2 separate regions of the Homo sapiens genome follow, and region 2 is linked to region 1. Evidence: read pairs that join two places in POLR2A ChIA-PET (ENCODE). Cell type or tissue: PC-3. All regions are shown on one strand. Each heading gives the region's core, and the rest is flanking DNA. Links, peaks and the distances in the headings are about the cores only.

Region 1 (7,578 bases), core at 1,246-6,245:
TTTTTTTTTTTTTTTTGCCTAAGATTATATTAATAACACTAGTGTATGTCAAAAGGAAAAAATATCTCATGTATATATTTTTTCCTGTAAGAATAGAGTATATAAAGCTATTTTAATAAATTTTGTTGAACATGTATATATATGTGGATGTCTAAAACAAATATGACAAACTGAGAAATTTTTGTGGCTAGGATGAACCTCCGCTTTTGGATACAACTGGAGTAACCTGAGTTTCAGTTGGGGTTTTCTTTTTTAAGATACAGGGTCTCGCTCTGTCACCCAGGCTGGAATGCTAGTGGTGCGATTATAGCTCACTGCAGCCTTGAACTCCTGAACTCAAGAGATCTTCCCACCTCAGTCTTCCAAGTAGCTGGGACTGTATCCTCACCCCAATGCCCAGCTATGTTTAAATTTTTTGATAAAGATGAGGTCTCATTGTGTTGCCCAGGCTGCTCTCAAACTCCTGGCCTCAAGTGATCCTCCCGCCCTAGCCTCCCAAAGCACTGGGATTATGGGCGTGAGCCACCACACCAATCCCAGCCCCTAGTTTGTTTTTTTAAGTTGCCAGTTGTACAATTTCCTCTCTGCTCTCCAAACTTGTTATTTTAGAATAGAGAGAAAAAGAGTTTCTAGCTTTCCTGGTGGTTGGTTTGCATTGAGAAGGAAAAGGCCAAAATATGACAAGACATCCTCAGTATTCAGTTGACTAAAGGAAAAATAATTTGGAGGAGGTAGAGCCAGTCCAGACCTATAGTCAGGTGACTAGTGGGAGTCGCTAGGTATGGAAAACTTTCAGTCTATTTCTTCTCTAGATATTGGCCGTATTGAGATGTCTTTGTACATTGCTTTTTGGCAAATATAGACAAAATACTTAACTTTACCAGTGTGAGTTTAGAACGGAATCTGCCTTCATGCAGAGGTCTGGAGTAGAGGTAGAAGGGGATGATGGAAGAGGCACAAAGTTCTTCCAGGTAGTACCTGCTGCTGCTGGGTGGACCAGGCCCTGGTGTGTTTCTCCCTGCTCAGGAAATCCACATGTTGAGGCTTTCCTGATTTCTGTGGCTGGGTAGGTTTATGTTCTATGGTATGTATTTATTTATTGGTTACAGTCTTTGATTTGTGGTTGCTCAATGTATTAAATAGAAACAGAAGGCCACATTGTTTCCTCAGCTCAGGGCCTCCCCAGAGCTGGGCAAGGAAAGGTTATTCATATTTGACACTAATGTATTTGCCTTTTCTGTCGCACCTCATTGCTGCCCAAGTGTATAAATGTGAACTAACGCTTCAGTATTTTTAAACTGTCCAAATGCAAATAGGAATTCGTTTGAGAGCCACATGACAAAAGCTAGATGAATAGTTCTCACTTAAGACTTTTATGTAAGAAAAGGTACTAAAATGCACAAATTGGATGAATAAAATGAAAGACATGTTTCTTTGTTGCATCAGCACTTCACTCATTCTCTCCTTTGGTTATTTGTTTGCTTGTTCATTCATTGCCCAGTAACAAAAACAACAAAAATTGATTAGGTGTACTGAAAACATAAGAAATATGAGGCAGAACAGAGTTTGTGACCTGGAGTTTTTGAGCAGGTTGAACACACACACACACACACACACACACGCACCCTCAACTAGAGAAGAATTATGATGGGACGTATGAACAAGAGCAAAATGATAGTATTAAAGAGGCATATTTAGGCATAACAGTTGTGGAATGTATTTAAAAAGAAGAGTTGGGGCCAGATGTGGCTCACACCTGTAATCCTAGCGCTTTGGGAGGTCAGGGTAGGAGAATCACTCAATGTCAGAAGTTCAGAGACCAGCCTGGGTCACATAGCAAGACCCTATCACTAGAATAAAATTCTACACTACAATAAAAATTCTAAAATTCTAAAATTAGCTGCGCATAGTGGTACACACCTGTAGTCCCAGCTTACTCAGGAGGCCAAGGTGGGAGAATTGCTTGAGCCCAGGAGTTCAAGGCTGCAGTGAGCTGTGATCATGCCACTGTACTCCAGCCTGGGTGACAGAGCAAGGTTCTGTCTCTAAATAAAATAAGGAGGAGGAAAATTTTTTAAGCTGTATTTGGAGGAGAGGCATCTCATGCAGAAGCAGTCATATAGCTGATGCTGAGAAGCTGGGCTTGGTGATCCCATTGGCTAGGCGTGTGGCTGTTGTGAGGACTGAGTCAAAGGGACAGGGGACCCAGTTGCTGGAGGTTTGGAGGCTGAAGGAAATGATAAGGAAACACTGTTATGATGTCCTCATCAGCCCTCTACTCAGGAGAAACAGAGATCAGGGCCATGGAGTAACTTGGATATAAAGAGGAAAGAAGTGTGATCTCAGACGAGGTGTGGTGACTACAGGAATAAAAAGCAAAAAAGAGAGAAGCTTCAATATAATCCCAGAGTTACCTGCCTCAGAAACACACGTGCGTAATAAAGGGACAGATGAAGAGAGTTTCACATGGTGGAGGGGATGTCTCAGCTTGCATTTGGGAGCACAGGGTCTGTTTTTTCATTTAAGTAATTTTGTTGAACACGATTCAGCTCCTGTGCTGCTTAAAATCCCATATCTTCCTCTGCCATTTTCATCCTAACCAATACTTTATACCAGCTTTATTGAAGTATAATGTTCATATCATATAATTCACCCGTTTAAAGTGTACAAGTCTATAATTTTTAGTAAATTCATAGAGTTGTGCAACTGTCACCACAATCTAGTCTTTTAACATTTCTATCCACAAAAATCCCAGCAGTGTTCTCACCCCAGCTTATCTGCTTCTGTGGATTTGCTTCTTCTAGACATTTCATATAAATGGAACCGTTAATATGTATAATTTTTTGCATGTAGATTCTTTTTTATTTTTCTTCCAGCTTTTATGTTTTGGTTCGGGGGTACACGTGGAAGTTTGTTACATGGGCAAATTGCATGTCATGGGGGCTTGGTGTACACATTACTTTGGCATCCGGGTAGTGAGCATAGTAGTGGTTACGTGGTTTTTCAGTCCTTACCCTCCTCCCTCCAGTAAGCCCCGGTGTCTATTGTTCCCTCTTTGTGTCCATGTGTACTCAATGTTTAGCTCCCACTTATAATTGAGAACGTACAGTATTTGATTTTCTGTTCCCACATTCATTTCCTTAGGATAATGGCAGCTCCATCTGTGTTGCTGTAAAGGACAGGATCTCATTCCTTTTTATGGCTGCCTAGTATTGCATGGTGTATATGTGCCACATTTTCTTTATTCAGTCCACCATTGGTGGGCAACTAGGCTGGTTCCATTATCTTTGCTATTGTAAATAGTGCTATGATAAACATAGGCGTGCATGTGTCTTTATGGTAGAATGATTTATATTCCTTTGGGTATATAAATTTTATATATACATATATATTCCCAGTATATATATATATATATATATATATATAAAAAATAATTCCCATTACTGGGAATATATATATATATTCCCAGTAATGGGATTGCTGAGTTGAATGGTAGCTCTAAGTTCTTTGAGAAATCTCCAAACTGCTTTCCACCAGTGGCTGAAATAATTTACATTCCTTCCAGCAGTTTGTAAGCATTCCCTTTTCTCCACAACCTCACCAACATCTGTTATTTTTTTATTATGTATGTATTTATTTATTTAGAGACAGAGTTTCGCTCTTGTTGCCCAGGCTGGCGTGCAATGGCGCAATCTCGGCTCACTGCAACCTCTGCCTCCCGGGTTCAAGCGCTTCTCTTGCCTCAGCCTCCTGAGTAGCTGGGATTACAGGCATGTACCACCATGTCCAGCTTATTTTTTTGTATTTTTAGTAGAGATGGGGTTTCCCCATGTTGATCAGGCTGGTGTCGAACTCCTGACCTCAGGTGATCCACCTACCTCGGCCTCCCAAAGTGCTGGGATTACAGGCGTGAGCCACAGCGCCCAGCCTTGACTTTTTAATAATAGTCATTCTGACTGGTGTGGAGATCATTCTGGTTTTGATTTATATTTCTCTAATGATTAGTGATGTTGATTGAGCATTTTTTCATATACTTGTTGGCCACATGTATGTTTTCTTTTGGGAAGTGTCTGTTCATGTCCTTTGCCCATTTCTTAATGGAGCTGTTTGTTTTTGCATGTTGATTTAAGTTTCTTATAGATTCCAGATATTAGACCTTTGTCAGATGCATAGTTTGCAAGTATTTTTTCCCATTCTGTAGGTTGTGTGTTTACTCTGTTGATAGTTTCTTTTGTTGCGCGGAAGCTGTTTAATTAGGTCCCATTTATCAATTTTTGTTTGTGTTCCAATTGCTTTTGAGTCTTCTTCGTGAAATCTTTGCCATGCATGTGGATTCTTTAACTTAGCATTCATCTGTTCATTTAACTTAGCATTCATGCTGTTGTATATATCAATAGTTCCTTCCTTTATTTTGCTTCATAGTATCCCATTATAAGATATACTACTTTTTTTAATTCATTCAACAGTAGATGAATATTTGGGCTTTTCAGTTTGGGGCTATGATGAATCATGCTGTTATGAACTTGTGCATACAAGTTTTTCTGTGGACACGTTTTATTTCCCAGGGGTGAGATTGCAGAGTTATTTGCTAAGTTTATGTTTAACTTTTTAATAAATTGCCACACTGGTTTTCAAAGTGGCTGAATCATTTTACATTCCCACCAGCAATGTTTGAGAGTTCTAATATAGTCACATCTCCACCAGTACTACTTATTGTCTGTCTAGTTTTTTTTGAGACAAAGTTTCGCTCTTTCCCCCAGGCTGGAGTGCAGTGGTGCGATCTTGGCTCACAGCAACCTCTGCCCCCTGGATTCAAGCAGTTCTCTTGCCTCAGCCTCCCAAATAGCTGGGATTACCGGCATGTGCCAACACACCCAGCTACTTTTTGTATTTTCAGTAGAGACGGGGTTTCACCATGTTGGTCAGGCTGGTCTCAAACTCCTGACCTTAAGTGATCCACCCGCCTCAGCCTCCCAAAGCGTTGGGATTACAGGCATTAGCCACAACACCCAGCCTATTGTGTATCCTTTTTATTATAGCCATCCTAGTGAGTGTGAAGTGGTATTTTATGATTTTAATTTGCATTTTTCTAATGATGTTGAACATCTTTTTGTTTGATTAATAGCCTATTTTCTTTCTTTTTTGGTAAACTATTCATATCTTTTGCCTCCGTTTTTATAAGATTGCTTATCTTCTTACTGAATTGTAAGTCATTTATAGATCTGGGTACTAGTCTTTGTAATAGATATATGGTTTACCAGTGTTTCTCCCAGTCTGGGACTTGTTTATGTATTTTTTATTTTTTTAATGCCCAAGGTTACAACAATGTAGCTTGTTTCTTAATTTACTTACTGTTGTCTTTTGAAGTATAAAAGTTTTTAATTTCGATGAATCCAATTTTTCAACTTTATTTTCCTTCATCATGCTTTTGATGTCATATCTAAGAACTCTTTCCCTATCCCAGAACCATGAGGATTTTTCTCTTATGTTTTCTTCCAGAAGTTTTACAGTTTTAGCTCTTATGTACATGCCTATGGTCCATTTTGAGATAATTTTTGTATATGAGATGAGGTAAGAAACTCAAGTTATCTTGCTCGCATGTGTATGTTTTAACCGATAATTAAAACAGACCAGTCTGGCCGGGCATGGTGACTCACACCTGTAATCCCAGCACTTTAGGAGGCCAAGGTGGGTTGATCACCTGAGGTCAGGAGTTCAAGACCAGCCTGGCCAACATGGTGAAACCTTGTCTCAACTAGAAATACAAAAATTAGCTGGGTGTGGTGGCGTGTGCCTGTAGTCCTAGCTACTTGGGAGGCTGAGGCAAGGGAATCACTTGAACCCGGGAGGTGGAGGTTGCAGTGAGCCGAGATCATGCCACTGCACTCCAGCCTGGGCAACAAGAGTGAAACTCTGTCCTAAAAAAAAAAAAAGAGAAAAAAAACTAGTCCAGTCTGCCTGGTGAACTTTCATTTGTCCTCTGGAACCCATCTTGGATATTTAAGCTCTCTGTGGTACTTTCCGTGTCCTCTCTTCTCCACTCTGATACAGCTTCCTCCTACTTATCTCTGTGTACATTTGTCTGTTGTTGAATATGAAATCCAGTATTGTCATGATGTGTATATGTCTGTGTTCCCTACTGGAATATGAGCTTATTCATCTTGGTGTTTTCAATGGCTGAAACATAGTAGGACCTAAAATATTTTTGGTTAAATTTGATTAAATATTAACATCTCTAAACCTTGAAAATCTTGGTCTCTTTTTTTTCTGTCTCTCTTTCAAAATTTAAAACAGTCAAGCATTTGAAACAACAACAACAATGAAAATAGAGCCAGGGAACCAGCTTGTTCAGGAAAAGGAATAAATCATTCTAGCTGACAGTACTCAGTAGACTGCTTTGTAGCTTTTTGAGATAGACATATAAAAAGGGACACTGATTTGATGGAACTTGAACAGGATGATGGATAAGTGCTCCAGGCCTAATGAAATAGCATGTCTAAGAAAACCTGGAAACCCTCAGATGACAGCAGACACGCGACCAGTTCCACCTCTGCTATTTACTCCCAGTCATTCTGCGCTTTGTTTGGCCGAGGGTTTCATGGCCCCCTATTGATTGCAGAGATGGGCACTTGTCCCTCTGCCCGCCCTGTGCACTTCCTGTTATGGCACCTAAGTTTTCCTACTTCACAGGTGTGACAACAACCAGTGCTTTAGAGAGTTATCTTAAATTTGCTGCACTGGAGTTTGTTTATATCTCTGCATATTCAGGTGAGAATCTAGTCTCCTTTCTCCGCAGATATTTACTGAGGATTTAGAGTGTGTAAAGCTCTGTGCCCTGTGCCTGTGGAAGACACATGCACACTCGAGTGACACCTGGTCTCTTCCCCTGAGGGGGAGTTTCAGTATGCTTAAAACACTGATGAAAGAAGAAGAAATATTGCTCTAATTCCCCCATGTACCTCTGCAAAATCTTGTGAGATTTTTGCCAGTCCAGCTGAGAAGTTATCTTTCCATATTGTCAACTTAAGCAGGATTCATTGAGCAATGTATTCAGATATTGATCGTCTTAACTGTGTCTTATGAAAAGCTTTTAGGTCAATCTCTTAAAGTTTGTTGTTTTGAGACAGGAATATAAGGGCGTTGATGATTATAGGATCTGGCTCAGGCTGTCAGAATGAGACGACTTCTCCCTCCTGAGGCTGACCTGCTTAGGAGTTTGAACCATATCAAACTGTAAGGATCAAGTACACCCTCAAGGTTTAAGAACAAGCTTTTAAAATATCCACCTCTATTGTCTCGCCTCTGATGTAGTTTAAAACATGTCATTTAGAAAAGTGATTAGGCTGGGATTAGAGCCATGAAGACCTGGGTTAGAATCCAGGGGCTGCCACCTGCTGGCTGTGTGTCCTTGAGTGTGTGACATGGTCTCTGAGCCCCAGTTTCCCATTCAATACAAGCAGTGTTCACACCTGTCTCACAGAGATGTTACAAAGGTTAATGAGGAAATATATAGAGGCTGGGTGGACCTACCTTGTGCATAAGAAGTTATTAATAGATGGCTGTCATTATTACTGTTTT
Region 2 (7,578 bases), core at 1,226-6,225, 400 kb before region 1:
GCATTTATCTGCAAATAGAATCAGAAGACCGGCAACATGGTGGGCTGAGAGCACCCATGGGGAGAAGCCTTGAATTCATCCATGGAGCTTGAACACGTCGCTGCATTTCTCCAGTTCTCCTCCTCCTTTGAAAATGTCTTAAATATGTATTTTTCTATAACCTCATGTTAGAAGTGAATCTCCGGTTTTGAGCAGTGTTTTCAGTGGAGCCATCGTGATGCCATCTGGGTGTGCTCTGAAACACAGTGACTATTTGGGGACCCAGTGTAGGCCGCCATTCTTCAGGTGGACGCTAGACATGAAGCACCACTGTGCCCTGGACTCCTGCTTCGCCTGTGGTGATGCCATCATGGCTGTCCCCTCACCTCATTCATGTTCAGATTCCCCCTGTTTGCTTTTTGATGCCTTTTGTTCCCAGCACTCCAGCTTCAATCTTAACTAGAAATCACCCAACAAACTGAAAAAGCTCCCAGTTCTGGAAATGGTACTTTGCAGCTTTCATTCTGCCCGTAATACATTTGAAAGCACCAAGTTTAGGGTCTCAGCAAAAAGCCAAAGCTGTCTCCATGTTTCATTTGAAGGTACTTTTGTTTTCAGTTGTTTCTTTGTGCATGTAAGAGCATTTTTTGCCCTGTTTTTGTTTCTTTCCTTCTTATTGAATGGAACAATTCTTTAAAACCTTGTACCTATCCTGCTTTCAGTTTCTTCTGTTTATTTAAAGCCTGAGTATTTCTTGTTTAGTTATAACAGCAGTAGTACATGCTAATGGGAAAGAAAATGGAGAAGTGTGTAAACTGGAAAATAAATAAAAATGTCCTGAATACCACATTCCTTCCCTCCCCTGGAGGGAAAACATTATCTTTTTTTTCCCGCATCCTTCCAGAAATTTTCTGCACATATATGAGCATTTTAAGCACACCCACACGCACAAATGGTTTCCCGCTATACGTACTGTTCTGCCAGTATATCTTGGATAAGTTTCCGCATCAGCAAATGTAGATTGACTTCATCTGTTAACAGCTCCTTAGTAATTAGGGGATAATTTCTCACAACTCCCCTATTTTTTCTGGGTTTCCAAACAAGCCGCCTTGGATCTATTCCCAGGGTTCTCCCCAAATAGTGCTCTTCCAGTTCTGCTTCCTTTAGGAAGGAGTTTCATCTTCTAGTGTCATCTATTCCTGCCATTGTGTAGCTTCCTGGGTCTGTTACTGATTACCTTTTGAATAAGAAAGGGACAGGTCAGAGGACTCAGGCTGGAACTAGACAGGTCAATGTAGTTGAGTATGGAATAGGGGTTAAAATGGACGCTAATGGCCTTCTACTTAAAACTCTCAAAACTAGAGAAAGGAAAAGTGAAGCCACAGTGAAATGTCACCTCCCTCTTGTTAGAATAGCTGTTATCCAGAAGACCCCACAAAATGACCAGTATTGTGAGGATGTGGAGAAAAAGGAACCCTCATACACTGTTGGTGGGAATGTAAATTAATACAGACATTATGGAAAACAGCATGGAAGTTCTTCAAAAACCTAAAAATAGAACTTACCATATGGTCCAGCAATCCTACTTCTGGGTGTTTACCTGAAAGATTTGAAATCAATATGTCGAAGAGATGTCTCCACACCCGTGTTTGTTGCAGCGCCGTTCACTGTAGCTAAGATACGGCACCAGCCTACGTTGGACGGATGGATAAATGGTCTGTATACACAGTGCAGTACTAGTCAGTCATAAAACAGGAAGAACTTCTGTCATCTGTGACAACGTGTATGGAACTAGAGAACATTGTGTTAGGTGAAATAAGCCAAACACAGAAAGACAAATACTGCCTGTTTTCACGGATACGCAGAATCTGAAACCATTAAACTCACAGAAGCAAAGAGGAATGGGGGTTAGAGGTTGGGAGGTTAGCGGTTGGGAGGGGGGTTGGGGAGATCGTAACCAAAGGGCACAAAGCCTGGGTTACATAGGAGGCATAGGTTTGATTTATTTCTTATTCTTTTTTTTGGAGCTCTGTTACATGGTGTAGTGAATGTAGCTAATAATTGAGTTCCGTACATTTTAATACTGCTGAGAGTAAATTTCATATGTTCTCATCATAAAAAATGTTGAATATTTGAGGGGATGGAAATGTTAGTTAACTTGATTTATTCATTCCACATTGTATTAAACAATAACATCACTTTTGTACCTCAATGATAACTTGTCAATATACAAGAGAAATTTAAGAAATCTCAAATCTTGAGCCTCCAAGTCAGGCGAGCCCCTGGGGGTGAAAGCCCCGCTCTGTTGTTTGGCCTGCAGGTTGGCCTCCCTTCTTAGCCTCTGCGCAGCCTCCTCGGTTCCTCCCCGAGCCACCTGTGGCCACTGGAGCTCTGTTAAGCCAACGGGAAGTAAAGACACTCCAACCATGCATTAGAAAAATCACAATCGGAATGATAATTGATTCCTTCTGTTTGAATCTATTGGAGTGTTACAGATGCTTTGATGAAGGTAAGACTTGCTGGGTTTATCCTCTAGAGCTGTACGCTACTAATGCTTTGTATTTATGTATAATCAGTATAATAAGCTTTTGACTGCATAAGATTCTTATTTTCAAAATATACATTTTTAGCTACCCCATTTCTAATTTCTCTCAAAAGCAGCATTTCTGATTTGTATCTACCTGGTACAGATGCCAGAGGAGCTGGTGTTGGCAGTATTATCTGTGTTTACCTACATCGAACTGTTCATACCTTCTTCTGAGATACTGTTCTTCTCTGGTCTGTCTTTTGCCAGCCCCTTAAAACCAAAGTTAATTCCTTTGTCCTACATGGGACTGATTTGCTTAGGAGAAAAGTGATGCCCCACTGTCCCCTGGCTAATGGCGTGTGAAGGTTGTGGTGGCCTCCTTAGCGCAGAGGATGGGGCTGGATTCTGGGAGTACTTCTTAGGATTAGGGATGGGGGTGATCTAGGGAATGGAATTGCTGAAGTCAGCAGGGAGTCCACTGCTGAGGTCCTCTTTTTGAGACACGGTCTTGCTTTGTAGCCCAGGCTGGAGTGTAGTGGCGCAATCTCGGCTCACTGCAATCTCCGCCTCTTGGGTCCAAGCAATTCTGGTGCCTCAGCCTCTCAAGTAGCTGGGATTACAGGTGCCTGCCACCACACCTGGCTAATTTTTGTATTTTTAGTAGAGATGGAATTTCGCCATGTTGGCCAGGCTGATCTCAAAAGCCTCCCCCTTCCAAAGTGCTGGGATTACAGGCGTGAGCCACTCTGCCTGGCCTCAGGCTAATATTTCTAATTAAACATCAATACGAGAGACCTAAAAATGGACAACTTTGTCACTTAAAAAACCCAAAACATCCACCTATTAAGACCTCAGCGGCGGCTGGACATGGTGCTCACACCTGTAATCCCAGTACTTTGGGAGGCCAAGGCAGGTGGATCACTTGAGGCGAGGAGTTTGAGACCAGCTTGGGCAACATGGTAAGACCTCGTTTTTACAGAAAATAAAAAATTTAACCAGATATAGTGGCATGTGCATATAGTCTCAGCTACTCAGGAGGTTGGAGGATTGCTTGAGTGCAGGAGGTTGAGGCTGTAGTAAGCCAAGATTGTGCCACTGCACTTCAGCCTGGGTGACAGAACATTATATATTTGCCTGATTATTTCAAGCCAAAAACCAGCCTTTGTGTTATGAAATTAGAGCAATTTAGGATTTGTTTTCTGCATTTTGGCAATTCCTGTGATGCTGTAGGCATCAGTTACCTGGGCAGGCAGTAGGTAAGGAAGTGGGGTCAGGTCCTTTACCAGCACTTATAGAAATGAGAAACGAGGCTCTCATACCACCTCTTAATCACTGCCCCCTCCTAAGGGTAAGGGCTGATGACTTGGCCTTGAGAATGTTTTTGCTACACCCACCCCTTCTCTCTCATGTTACTTCAATCAATGTACTTGCCTTGACGTCACGGACCTTTTCGGGCCGTATGTGATTGTGTTTTTGTACCACATTTCGAGGGGAAAATGTTGGATTGATGGTTGAAGGGCAGGAGAGGAGGGGCTGAGTGGGTACACCCCGAAAGGTAATCACATGGGCATTTTGCCTCAGTGATCACTTCTGCTAATTATGATGACTTGTGGATTTGGGATACTGGAAAAGAAAAATCTAGGCTGGGCACAGTAGCTCATGCCTGTAATCCCACCACTTTGGGAGACTGATGTAGGCGGATCACTTGGGGCCTGGAGTTTGAGAGCAGCCTGGGCAACATAGCAAGACCCATCTCTACAAAAAAATTAAACAGTTATCCAGGCGTGGTGGCATGCACCTGTAGCCCCAGCCACTTGGGAAGCTGAAGTGGCAGGGTTGCATGAGCCCAGGAGTTTGAGGCTGTAGTGAAATATGATTGCGCCACTGCACTCCAGCCTGGAGACCCCTTGTTTCAATAAATAAATAAATAAATAAATAAATAAATAAATAAATCTGTTTACAGAAATCACTATGTGTGTTTGCTCCTCCTAGCACAGCCTTGGAGGATAAGATGCCAGGTGCAGTGGCTCATGCCTGTAATCCCAGCACTTTGGGAGGCCAAGGTGGGAGGATCGCTTGAGCTCAGGAGTTTGAGACACCAACATGGTGAAACGCTGACTCCACAAAAAATACAAAAATTAGCCAGGCATGGTGGCTTGTGCATGTAGTCCCCAGTTACTCCAGGAGGTTGAGGTGGGAGGATCACTTGAGCCCAGGAAGCGGAGGTTGCAGTGAGCTGAGATTGTGCCACTGCACTCCAGCCTGTGTAATAGAGGAAGACCCTGTCTCCGGAAGAAAAAAAAAAAAAAAAAGAGAGAGAGGGAGGATAAGGGTGGACTAGGATGCTCTGGTCGGGACTTGTGGCCATAGTTGGTCATGGGTGTTTGGAGGTTGGGAACCTGGATGTGAAAAGCTGCATTCCTGCAGGAGGAGTCTCTGCCACATCTGGGCAGGGTGTTTTGACCATTGTTTAAACTTCCTTGAAATCAGGCAAGGCCTGGTCGTGGATGCAGAAGGGAATCTGTTTTTCCAGTTTTGGTGATCAAGGGTCCAGCTCCATGCCGAGTAAGTGCAGGCCCACAAGGAGTTGAAATGCTTTACGTTTCTAAACTCCAGGAGTACCATTGCTATGTCGGTGATTTTAGATCACTTTCTCCATTTCCTCTCTCCCTCCCTCTTCTAGTTTGATAGGCCCTAAGTTTAGGCAGCCTGTGTAGGGGCTACACGTTTTCATCAGTAATACAGGCCGTGTTTCGCTGACCACAGTTGGGGACAGCTGCATGTATTCTTTGTGTGTTTTGTTTTGTTATACATTAGATACTTAGATAAATATCTACATATATGAAATATACTTAATATCTATGCATATTCTATCTGTAATATTTGCTTATTGAATAAATTAACACTGTAGACCACTGACCTACAGAAAATGACAGATTATCCCAAAAACAGTCTTAAAATCTCCTAATAAAAGCTGCGGGTCTTGAATATTTTAGTGTTTATTGTTTTAAATAAGTCACTAAACAAAGGGTTATGACAACCAGATGAAGTGTTTTATCTCAAACATTTTAGCCACTGGGTGGTCTCTTTTTAATGGGTCTCAAATAATGCAGTGCAATATTAATTTTGATCAGTCTGTGTACATACATATGAAACTTGCAACTGAGGCCCTCTTTGTAGGTTTTCGTCTAGCAGATTGGAAGTGATCTTTCTTGAGTTTTCATTTAGCCACACTCTGAGCAGCAAAACCTATTCCCAAATCTGGATTCATTGACCTTAACGTGTGTATGTGTGTGTGTGTGCACATGCACACACATACACGTGTAGATTGAGGAAATACCCCCCTTTGTGCCTTTGGATCACTACTTTTGTACATGCAGAGCGAAAGACTTCCTTTTGTTTCTTGTCAAGGGCTATAAAGAGAGATCACATTAGTATAACCTTTGCCTCCTAAGGTGTAGATGAGTGAGTTGTGGTTGGAATTTAATTTTAACAGGTTTTATTGAACTGCTAAAAGATATTGAAAATGTTTAATATGAGAGTCCGGGGCAGTAAATCACACACAGGCTTGTTAAAATAGATGTCCACAGTGTATGGGCAGATGGAGCCTGTGTTTCTGCCCAGGGACCTTTCATTACCGCACCAATTGGGTACATTATTCTCACCTCATAACTCTGCAATATTAGATGGCTGATAGAGATCGTGGTGAAGGAAGAATTTAACACCCCTCTTTCCCCATTTTGGGGGAGGGCTTAAAGACCTATTCTTTTACCCATTTATAGGCCATTTGGCTTTTCACAGGGATTTTAAAAAATCATATTTGAAGGATGTAGGGAATTTTCATGTCACCTGCAACATTGGCTGGTGTCGTGAACCACTCCTCTCTGTAATGCGTGGAATTTTTGTTTGTTTCTTGTTCGTCATTTTTCTCTCCACTTTCTTTTTTCATTTTTAAATTTTTGGTTGTTTTCCAGTTTTTCACTGCCTCACTCTCTAAAATTATATTGCTCCAAACACAGGTGTATCTGCCTCTCTGTCCATCCTGGTCAGGCCCATCAGTGCTGCGCAGTGTGGCTGTCAAAGCTTTTTGCTTTCTGGCCTCTGTCTCTCAGGCGTGATGAAGCCACTCACTCCAGGGCAGGGCTGCCTTATCTCCCCAACGGCTAAGGCCAAGTGCAGCTCTGTTATTGGAGCACAGCCACACCCACTCGTTTCTGTACCGACTGCAGCTGCTTCTCACTGGGACAGCATTGAGCATTGGCGATTCTTGGGACAGAGGATATATTGCCTGCAAAGCCTAAAATCCATACTCTGTGGCCCTTTACAGAAGCATGTGCTGAGCCTTCACCTAAATTGTAGCAGGAATTCAATAAATGTTGACTGAATGGACGTATTAGAGATTTCCCAATCAGGTTTTACTTAATATGTACACAGAGTCACTGGTCCCTGGCATTTGACTACTTGAATACTCTGTAGTAAAGACACAGCAGAGTATGTGCTTGAGCTTATTTCTTGTGGATGGATCATCCCATCCCGTTATTACTAAATGAAAATCTTGTCTAAGCTCCTGTGCAGTATCTCTCAACAGGAAAAGGGAATAATTTGGGGAGAGAAGTTGCCAGAGTTTGGAAAGTATTCCCACGTAGCATGGGTGAACATCCTGCATTTATTGTGAATTGGTTCCTTCATCATGGCTGTGCAAATCCCAGGAGAGTGGGGCAGATTAGGGCACAACGTGTAAACTCAGCACCTCTTCTGCCTGGGCTTTAGAGCAGAAAGCAGACTCTGTCCACCAAGAGGGCTTGCAGCAACTTTGGACTCTTCATGAAGCTGATGAGGCAACCTGTGTGTACCCACCTCTGCCCATCATTTCTTCCTGGAATCAGTAATCTTCCCACATAACACTTTAAACTATTTCAGTCAGAGGGCTTATGTATGGTCTGTTAGTTTTGAAGGGACGTCATAACAAAGTACCAAGAACTGGATGGCTTGACACACAGAAACTCATTGTCTCACAGTTCTGGAGGCTGGAATTCTGGCATCAAGGCTTTGGCAGGGTCACACCCCCCTCC

What was found. Peaks named below come from ENCODE experiments on the same cell type or tissue, not always from the same donor. Only the 100,000 strongest peaks of a DNase experiment are listed, where the experiment ranks them.
Region 2: POLR2A ChIA-PET joins it to region 1 with 8 read pairs; 2 of 35 experiments call an interaction of 5 or more read pairs at or near these places.

The regions. Positions count from the first base shown.
Region 1 is chr10:34,223,705-34,231,282 of GRCh38, reverse strand. The region is part of intron 22 of PARD3 (par-3 family cell polarity regulator); the gene reads left to right. Among named protein-coding and RNA genes, the nearest start is that of LINC02629, 320 kb to the right of the region's middle. In PC-3, for the core only: no CTCF peak of the experiment used is centred there; no DNase peak of the experiment used is centred there; H3K27ac peaks cover 562 bases.
Region 2 is chr10:34,627,684-34,635,261 of GRCh38, reverse strand. The region is part of intron 2 of PARD3 (par-3 family cell polarity regulator); the gene reads left to right. Among named protein-coding and RNA genes, the nearest start is that of PARD3, 180 kb to the left of the region's middle. In PC-3, for the core only: no CTCF peak of the experiment used is centred there; no DNase peak of the experiment used is centred there.